2 separate regions of the Homo sapiens genome follow, and region 1 is linked to region 2. The links are chromatin contacts, found by Hi-C or POLR2A ChIA-PET in ENCODE. All regions are on one chromosome and are shown on one strand. The core of a region is the stretch at or near the end of the contact, and the rest is flanking DNA. Distances in the headings are between cores, read along the strand shown. Region 1 holds the start of PGGT1B (protein geranylgeranyltransferase type I subunit beta). Region 2 holds the start of TRIM36 (tripartite motif containing 36).

The links. A loop is a pair of places that touch in the nucleus more often than their neighbours do. ChIA-PET counts read pairs that join two places held with the same protein, here RNA polymerase II (POLR2A). Pooled maps may share reads with other maps.
Region 1: a loop to region 2 is called in a map of CD8-positive, alpha-beta T cell, with 16 times the contacts of the local background. The contact joins the promoter of PGGT1B here to the promoter of TRIM36 in region 2. A Hi-C loop is called at or near these places in 7 of 168 maps with a recorded cell type or tissue (B cell, CD14-positive monocyte, CD4-positive, alpha-beta T cell and 4 more), 12 of 37 single-sample maps with no recorded cell type and 21 of 50 pooled maps. POLR2A ChIA-PET finds 5 or more read pairs at or near these places in 11 of 52 experiments (H1, HepG2, PC-3 and 6 more).

Annotation. Positions count from the first base shown.
Region 1 is chr5:115,261,015-115,265,794 of GRCh38, reverse strand. PGGT1B (protein geranylgeranyltransferase type I subunit beta) reads left to right here and starts at 2,918. Exons shown (of 9, transcript NM_005023.4): 1 at 2,918-3,083. The coding sequence starts at 2,944. It also overlaps the pseudogene RPS2P26. RefSeq lists enhancers at 2,800-2,849, 2,880-3,059.
Region 2 is chr5:115,167,781-115,172,431 of GRCh38, reverse strand. TRIM36 (tripartite motif containing 36) reads left to right here and starts at 2,524. Exons shown (of 10, transcript NM_001300759.2): 1 at 2,524-2,824. The coding sequence starts at 2,798. RefSeq lists silencers at 2,109-2,528, 3,259-3,348.

The sequences.
Region 1 (4,780 bases), core at 1,669-4,168, 93 kb before region 2:
TTCTGGATGATGTGATTCTTATGGCTTTGTTTTTTTATTTTTTTTTTAAATAAAGAAAAGTATGGAAGTTCCTCTGAAGAAATCAGTTTTTCTAGCTGAATCTGAAATAAATGATGAATTTATTATATAGATCCTTTATATAAAAGATGTAAGATAAACAAATATCTTCAGTTACAGACTTCATAGAAGTTACAGGTTCATAAACAAGATGTCAAATAAATATTTCTTATACTGGTTTAAAAAGTACATTAGCTTTTTCTCTGAGAAAACACCAAATCGCGGATGATGCCGGTGCAGCGGGGGACCTGGGAGGCCCGGAGGCCCGGGGGGCTCTGGGATGGGGAACTGGGGTCTCAGCCGGCCCTGGGATGGGGAACTCGTGTCGCGGCCATGGACGGGGCCGGGGCCAGCTGCAGAGCTCGTGGAGGCAAGACCAAGGACAAGGAGTAGATGGTTGTCACCAAGCTGGGCTGCCTGGTCAAGGACATGAAGATTAAGTCCCTGGAGTAGATCTATCTCTTCTCTCTGCCCATCAAGGAGTCTGTGATCATTGACTTTTTCCTGGGGCCTCTCTCAAGAAGGAGGTTTTGAAGACGTGCCAGTGCAGAAGCAGACCTGCACCGGCCAGAACACCAGGTTCAAGGCGTTTGTTGCCATCAGGGACAGTGGCCACACTGATCTGGGTGTTAAGTGCTCCAAGGAGGTGGCCACTGCCATCTGCGGGGCCATCATCCTGGCCAAGCTCTCCGTTGTGCCCATGCGCAGAGGCTACTGGGGGAACAAGATCGGCAAGCCCCACACCATCCCTTGCAAGGTGACAGGCTGCCACGGCTCTGTGCTGGCGCGGGTCATCCCTGCGCCCAGGAGCACTGGCATCGTCTCGGCCCCCATGGCCAAGAAGCTGCTGCTGATGGCAGCTATCAATGACTGCTACACCTCAGCCAGGGGCTGCACTGCCATCCTGGGCAACTTCGTCATGGTCATTTTTTATGCCATCTCTAAGGTCTACAGCAGGCTGAACCCTGACCTCTGGAAGGAGACTGTATTCACCAAGTCTCCCTATCAGGAATTCACTGACCACCTCCTCAAGACCCACACCAGAGTCTCCGTGCAGAGGACCCAGGCTCCAGCGGTGGCTACAACATCGGGTTGTACAAGAAAAATAAAATGAAGTAAGCCTGGAAACAAAAAAACTACATTAATAAGAAACATAGAAAAAACACTAAAGAAGAAATGTTATAAAGTACCCATAATTCCAGGGTAACTTTTTCAAAAAACATACCTACATATTTTTAAATTGTTACAGTCATACAGTACATATTAATTACTATGCTATAATTGCATTACACATTTTCGTACATTTCTACCTAATTCAAACATTATCATGTAATGGCTAAATAACACTCAATTATATAGATGTTCTATCATTCCCATTCTGTTATGCACATGCCAAAAATCTTGTAGGGATAAAATCACTCATGGAAAGCCTTTTACCGACCTAGGAGGCATTCTGTATTATCTCTGAATGAGTCCCACATTGCAAATTTTTCCTCTAGATTTGGATCAGATTGCTAGTCCTTGAGCTGAGAATCAGATGAAACATTTGGCTTCCCTAACTTAAGGGCCATGTTTATTAGAATTAATTTTCTGAGAATGTATAGAGTGTCCATAGCTGATTCCAGTAAGTTAAATGTGTATAAGACTCCACTTTAAAAATCTTCAGGCATTTGGGGGTATGTGTGCTAAGTGAGAGATCTTAATTTTAATAACAGTGGAAACTCCAGACTGGGCACACCTGAAGGGCAAGGACTGTGAGCTCCGTATTTGTAGGGAAGTACCGAGGACAGCCTAGAATCCGTCTGTGGCTGTTAAATGCGGCATTTTGTAAAGACATGCAGGAATACCTGTGAATAAGTAGTTAATAGTACCAAAAATTATTCAGAGCACTTTGGATTGTTGAATAAGTGTAAGATTACCCCAGCCCATAGAGTATAAGAATTACATTTTCTAAGAAAGCTAACAAAATTAAACCCAAAATTTTATTAGCTAAGTTGATCACAGGGAACCTAGTTTAGTTATATTATTGGGTGGATCCCCCCACCCGCTACTCAGGAATGCCTCATGAAAGTTTAAAGGGCATAGTATACCGGCTAAACAACTTAAATCCCTATTTTTGGAAAAAAGAACTAGAAGCATGTTTAAATTTTTTAGAATGCAGGTAATTGGAGAAGATATTGAGCTTATTTTGCTGTTGCAGATTGATGCACCATTGATTCTTGATAACACGTCGACTCAAGCAAAGTAAAATCTGTAAGATTTGTAAAAGAATGACGCAAGCAGTCATATATAGGTATGAATATGCATGTTGTATATGTTTGGGGGCATTATACACAGATTTTTAAGTGATTCCTGGTATCCAGAAAGGATTAAGATTAGGAAAGTCTCTGAGCTTTTGTAGTGTCAATAAACATTTATCTCCACTGGTTTGTTTTTCTGTTTCCCTAACCGTTCGGCTTAAAACTGGCCCTCCAAAAATGAATCTGTTAGCAAGTTTATACTGATCCATCCTCGTTTTCAGATATACCATCCTCAGGTTCTACAGAGCCAGAATTGTCTCAAAGCGTACTTGATGCTTTTGACCTTGCGCTTCCCAAGATAAAAATTCTGACGGAGGGATTTGTGGACTTGATTTTCACAAGGCCTGCGAGGTGTTTACAAGCCTCGAGGGCTTTGAGTAGAAAAGGTAGGGTCATGCGCTAGCTAGGGAGATATCGGAGAGAGGAAGTGCTGCACAGGACCCAGATGATAGCGGTTTCAAATACTGGCTTAGTCTGCGGCGGGCGCAGGTCCCCTCACCCGGCACCCTGTGGTTCAGCACAGGAGGGTTCTTTCTCTCCGCGGGCACTGATTCCGGGTCGCGGCGGACGTCGCTTCCGGAGCAGCATGGCGGCCACTGAGGATGAGAGGCTAGCAGGGAGCGGTGAGGGAGAGCGGCTGGATTTCTTACGGGATCGGCACGTGCGATTTTTCCAGCGCTGCCTCCAGGTTTTGCCGGAGCGCTATTCTTCACTCGAGACAAGCAGGTAACTCGTGGCACAGTCAGCCAGGCTGGCACAAGGCCCGGGCTCCAGCGGAAAGGCGCGGCGGAGTCGGACCGCAAACTGGGCGCCGGAAGGGGGCTGCGCGGCCGCCCAGTTGGCACTGACTGGTTTCAAGTGGGCTTGAGGTTACCCCCACTCTCCCGCCGTACGGTGGGAAGGTCTGGAAGGCTGTAGGTCGAGGGCTGTGGCATCTCCAGTTTCCGGCTTTTTCACTTCCCTTTTCTTCTGGCAACTCTGAGCTGCTTTTTTACCCGCTCCCATAGCCTGTCACTTTGCCTCATTACTTCCGAGTGTAAAAGGAAAAGGACAAAGTTTGTCGTCGTATTTTTAGATGAATACTTCTGTGCATCCTTGTCCTCTCTAAAGTCATTAACTCTTAATAGAGTGTCTGTATGGTGTTTTATGTGTAGGAGCGGCAGAGAACCTCTAAGGTCTTAGAAACTTTGTGGGAACTATAAATCTAATGGTAGGCGAAAGAGGTGTGGTGTTGCGTGAAGCAGCCTGTTAAAAGTATCGCAATAGCTGAAGAGTGTGGTGCGGCAGAGACTAAGCGACTTCATTTACAGTAAAAGCTGGGGATGAGAAGAAAGAAAGGAGAAGGCAATCTTTGCTCCGCATTGCTGTGTTTTGAAGTGAAGCTCAAAAGCTGCTTGAGACTGGATGGGAGGAAAGAGCGGCTTGTTTTTGCTGTGTTCTTTCCCCACGTTTTCCAAATTCTGAGTTGCTGGTGTATTTTGAACACTGCATGACCGGATCAGTTTGGGGAGCTTTGCAGATTACTTCTGCACACTTGGTCAAGAACCACATTATGGTAGGTGCCAGAGTACAGCTGAACAAGACAAGCATTTGTATAGAGTTCTGTGCTATATGTTAGTGTAGTGTTCATAGGAGTATATAGACAGGCATGTACATAATCCAGATATCTTTAGAGAGGCCTTCCTTAAACACCCTTCCTAAAGGGACCACTTCCAATGACCACCTCACATTACGTATGTATTGGTTTATTTGTTTAATGTCTTTCTATTACACTGGATTATAAACTTCACAAAGGTAACATTTTCGTCTATCTTGTTTACCTCTATACTTAGGACTGGGCTGCCCTGTCCAATCTGGTAGCCACTAGCCACATTTGGCTATTTTGATTTGAATTAATTAAATCAAATTAAAAATTAAGTGATTCTTTTGGTAGTAGCCACCACATTTCAAGTACCCAGTTGCCATATTGGCCAGTGGCAATTGTTTCTATTTCAACATTTGCAACAGCTTAGTCCTTTTGGTCAACATTGCACTAGGACCTTAAATAGTACCTGGTATCTGAGAAGCACTAAGAAATATTTGTTGAATAATGTGAGCTGAGCCCTGAAGGATGAACAGATTCTCACAAAAGAAAGAGTGAAACGTTTATATTCCTTCCTCCTCTCATAGGTGTTGATCGATTAGCAGAGCCTATACCTTCACTGAAAGATTCAGATTTCCAAACCGAAAGGTTATGATTGTAGTGATATGAGATGTTTTAAAATGTTGATAAATTGTTTATATCTTAATAGGGATTAATTTTATGTGAATTCAAAGCTTTTAGATAAAAAGTCTTCCATCCTGTTTTTGTTATTGATACATAATGTGCATATTTATCGTATACATACACTGCTTAGATAGATGCAGTGTATAAGTCCTGTGAG
Region 2 (4,651 bases), core at 1,275-3,774:
CAGTACATTGATTTTAACTGCTGCATAGTATTCCATGGTATGAATGTATATTATGCATGATGTTTAGTTATAAATAAGGTCTCAATAAGCTCTTTGTACATGTTTTTGTGCACACATGCAAGTATTACAGTAGGAACATTCTTAGATGTGGAATTGCTTAGTCAAAAGGTAAAAATATTTAAAATTTTTGATAGGATTTGTAAAATGTCCCTTGAGATAAGCTGTACCAACATACGATATCACAAAAAGGTTTGAGCAAAATAAGAGAGGCTTTGTAAATCTTGTATTTTTGATAGAGAAATAGGCAATGATACCATTACTTGGTGAATTATTAAACTTTGAACATATTTGAGGCACAAAAATATTCAAAAATTTTTACAAACACAAAATTAAAACAAGAAGACACTTATACTCTGAAAGAATTAGGCTTAGAAAGTCCTCAAATCTAGACTAATATAAGGTCTTAAACATCTCATGGGACCAAAACAAAAATACCACCAAATGATCTGTTTCAGAAGGATGAATAGATAGTTGCTCACACAACTAAAACCTGTGCTGGGGTGATAATGGTAAGGTTGTGCCCACTGCATAAGTATTTTTATTTTTTTGGAGACACAGTTTTGCCAAGTGTATTAACACTTGCCAAGTATATTAACATCATGTTTGAATTTTGTGGATCAGGTAGAAAATGATAGCTCAGTGAAGTCTGATTTGCAAAATGGAAGGCCATAGCAATGTATTTTCACCAAAATATTGTCTATACAGATTTTATCTTTAATTCCTGTTAATGGAGCCTTCTAATCACTTTTACTGTGTCAACTAATAAGTTTTGGATCAAAGCAGGTGTGCGGATGTGAAATTACAGCCCAAGGGGAATTATTTAGCTCAAAGGCCAGTATGAGAAAGACTTATAATGCTTTCTAATGGTTGAGCCTTTAAATATATGTATATATATATAGGCACCTAATTCACGCAGGCATTTGTTAGTCTCCTCCTGATTAGCACTTTTCAGAACCTGTGGGAAGGAAGCCTTCCCAAGTCTAGCACCTGCGGCCACGCAACGGGCATTAATCCGGATCAGAACAGCCCAGGCATTATTACCTGGCAAAGCTTTCGTCCTCTGTTCACCTCATCTGTAAATGGAGGGTATTCCATTAGAGAAAATTGCTATAGTCCCTCAGTGTTTTTAATTCTACACTCCTTATTTAGATGCCGGATTGGAGACGAGGCTACCGCTGCAGACAGGGCTGTGGGAAGACGACGGAACTTGCCACAGCGACAGACTTCTCCCAAACAGGAAATAAAAGTGGGAAGCATTTTAAAACCTAAACGAGATGTCTCGCTACAGCTCTGTAGTCCCTACTTACCCAGCAATTTAGGGCATCTGTTCTTAAAGCCTAATACATAGGAATGAATTGTTTAGCTAGCCAGAAAGGCAGTGCGTGATCTAATAATCCTAAATTAATTTGTTCTCCGTGTGTCCTGAAAACAACACCAGAAACACACTTGGGCCGTGGCAGGTGAAATGTGCGCCGCCAGTCCTTGAGCTGGCGCGCGCCTTAACGTTCAGCAGCACTCCCCGCGGGGGTGCGGGGGTGCCGGAGCCGCTCAGGACCCTCTGTCCTGGCCCTCAGGAAGGAAAGCGTAGGCCCGGGTGGCGGGGGGTCTCTCCCTTGCCGCGGCCTTTTAACTTCAGTCCCTGGCCAGCATCCGGGAGAGGAATCTCCACCCTGCAGGCGGTCCCCGCGCTACTGGGCAAGAACGTGCGGTGACATCGCGACTTGGGGGTATAGAAGCAGAAAGCGGGATATGACTGCTCGGTGCCCAGTCAGGGACTATTAAGTTCACCCAGCAAGTGAAGCCAGAAGAGAACTGGGACAAGCCGGGCGGGGCCAGGGAACCCCAGGCCGCGCCTGGCTAGGGACCGCGGAGAGGGCGGGCGGGGTCTCACTCTGGTCGCCTCGCGCAGCTCTGCCGTGCTCGCCGCGGCCATTCAGGGAAGGTGGCTTAGGCTCGCCCTCGCCCGCACCGTCCTGTGCCGAGCCTGGAAGCGGGGCTTCGAACCGCGAGTGAAGAAAGCGCAGTGAGAGCAAACTGAAGGGCGGAATGGCAGCGCAGGGCCAGGGGCCAGGGGCCAGGGCTGCAGCCGGCTGCTCTGCTGCAGCGGAGCCTCCCCGCCCCGGCGCCGCCCTCGGCACCCGCCCACCGCTCCCCGCTGCCCTCACTTCCGTTCCTCAGAGCCCCCCAGCCTGGCATAGGGCGACGGGCGACTACCCGGGTGGGAGGGAGGGGCTGATGCGTAGGGGGAAGGTGGCGGCGGAGGGCGCCGAGTCCCAACCGCGTGCCACACCCACGCCCAGCCGAGTCCCGCTCAGCCTACCACTCAGACACCCGGCCTACCAGCCCCAGGCGGCCCCGCCTCTTTTGTGCGACTGGCGCTGTTGCCTGGGCAACGACCAGGCCACGCCCTGTCCACGCCCCGCGGTGCCCCGCCCAGGTCTCTGCGCGGCGCCGTTCCCAGCCGCAGTCCGCAGGAGCCGCTGCTGCAGCCGGCAGCTGGGCGGGATTCCCGGGGTAGTCGCTGGGAGCAAAGCTCGCTTCTCCCGCGCCTGTGCTTTTGCCTGCCCCGGCTTACTTCTCCCCGCGTCGGTCCGCTGGCCACGTACAGCTGACCAGCTCATCTTCCAGCTTCGGACCGAGGCTCCACGGCCGCCGCAGGGACCCGCCCACCAGACCCTGCGCTCGGTAGCCGGTGTGAGTGGAACGTGCCGCTGATGACACCTGGCAGAAGGCAGCCATGGAGGGCGATGGCTCAGATTCGCCGGTGAGTGCGGAGGGGACCGCCGCCCCCACCTCGAGGGCGGTGTGCCGACCGCGGCTCTTTCTCTTTCCTCCGCCGGGAGCCCGGAGGGAGCCTCCTCCCGGGAGAGCAAAGGCAGGCGTGTGGGGATCCCGCTTCCTCTTCGCCTTCTCCCGCCCGGGGCTAGGTTCCGCAATCCGGGGCGTCCCCTTTCTATCCCCGAGAGCCGGACGTGGGGTCCCCTGGGCCGGAGAAGAGCGCAAATCCGATGGTTGCCCACCTGAGCACCTCGGGGGAATCATGGAGGGTCTCTCTAATGGAGCTCAGGCTGTAGAATTAATTAGCGTTTGGGAGTCGGGTGCGGGCAGAAAGCTGGGGCGCGTCCCTCGCGCTTGCGGGGCCGCCCTTTGTCTAGGCGTCTTGACCCCCGCGGGCCCGGCCGGCTGCCGCCGCCTGGGCCAGAGGCTCCTCCCCGGCTTCGCCTGCCCGCGGGGGGCGGGCCGGGGCCCCGGCAGCTGTCAGCCTACAAGTGTTTTTGTTTAAAGGTGTCGAATGTGCAATTCTTCCGAAGTTTCTCGAGGAACTGCTTAATTGAGGGAGCCGCCACATCACACTTAATCAGTTTGTTTCTCCCTCAATGACAGATGAACTAAATTTTCTCTTGGGTAAGAAATACTTTATGTCCATTGTGATTAAAAAGTCAGATTCAAGACACTGCTTTATGTACAAGAAAATGGAAATGATTTTAGATCCTCCCCCAGTGACAAGTAAACCTGAACTGACCATATTTATACATAAAATGGAATGTAAGAACCTATTTTGGATATCCCGGACAAGATTTTCTTTTGAATTAGGTGCCAAACCCTTTGTGAAATGAGATAGGATGTGAATATTCTGTATTCTTTGATGTGAATTGTGAGGTTTAGTTATCTTATTTCCAAATCTGTGAACAGTTGGGAGGTGATATGGCTCTTCATCACATATTTGAGTGATGCAGCAAGAGACTGCATCGAAACACCCACTGACAATGATAAAACCAGTTGGCTCTAATGCAGTTAAATTGTCAGAGATTATTGAAGCACTTGGTGTCACTTTAGGGAGAATAGGTTAGCATACATTTTAAAATTTCATTACATTTAGTTAAGTCAATTTTAATTTTCTGTGTATTTCTAGTAGCTGAAATGATTGTACAAGGTTATAAGTACTTTGAAGTTGGGCTGTCTTTAAAATTGCAGGGATGCTGACTATAGGATTCATAGATATGAAGTCTGGGATACATGGAAAAAACTACGTAGAGAAATGATGGGGAAACTGGTATGAGGTCATCAAACTTTTTTAGTTGTGATGAGTCTAAAATGCTTCTCACTTAAAATAATGAAAGGCTGTAGTATTGAGAGCAGTTGTAGTGGTGCTTATACACCTTTTTAAAGGGTCCCCTACATTCTTTTAATATTCTGTTATGGTTAGGCTTTGTGTCCACACCCAAATCTCATCTTGAATTGTAATCCCCAGGTGTTGAGGGAGAGACCTGGTGGGAGGTGATTGGATCGTGGGAGTGGTTTCCCCCATGCTGTTTTCGTGATAGTGAATTCTCCCAATATCTGATGGTTTTATAAGGCAGTATTCTCTGTTCTTACTCCCTCTCGCCTGCTGCCATGTAAAACGTGCTTGCTTCCCTTCCTGCCATATTTGTAAGTTTCCTGAGGCCTCTCCAGCCATGCAGAACTGTGAGTCAATTAAATCTCTTTTCTTTATAAATTAGCCACTCTTGGGTATTTCTTTATAACACTGTGAAAAGGGACTAACACAGAGAATTGGTACCAAGGTAGTGGGCACTGCTGTAAAGATACC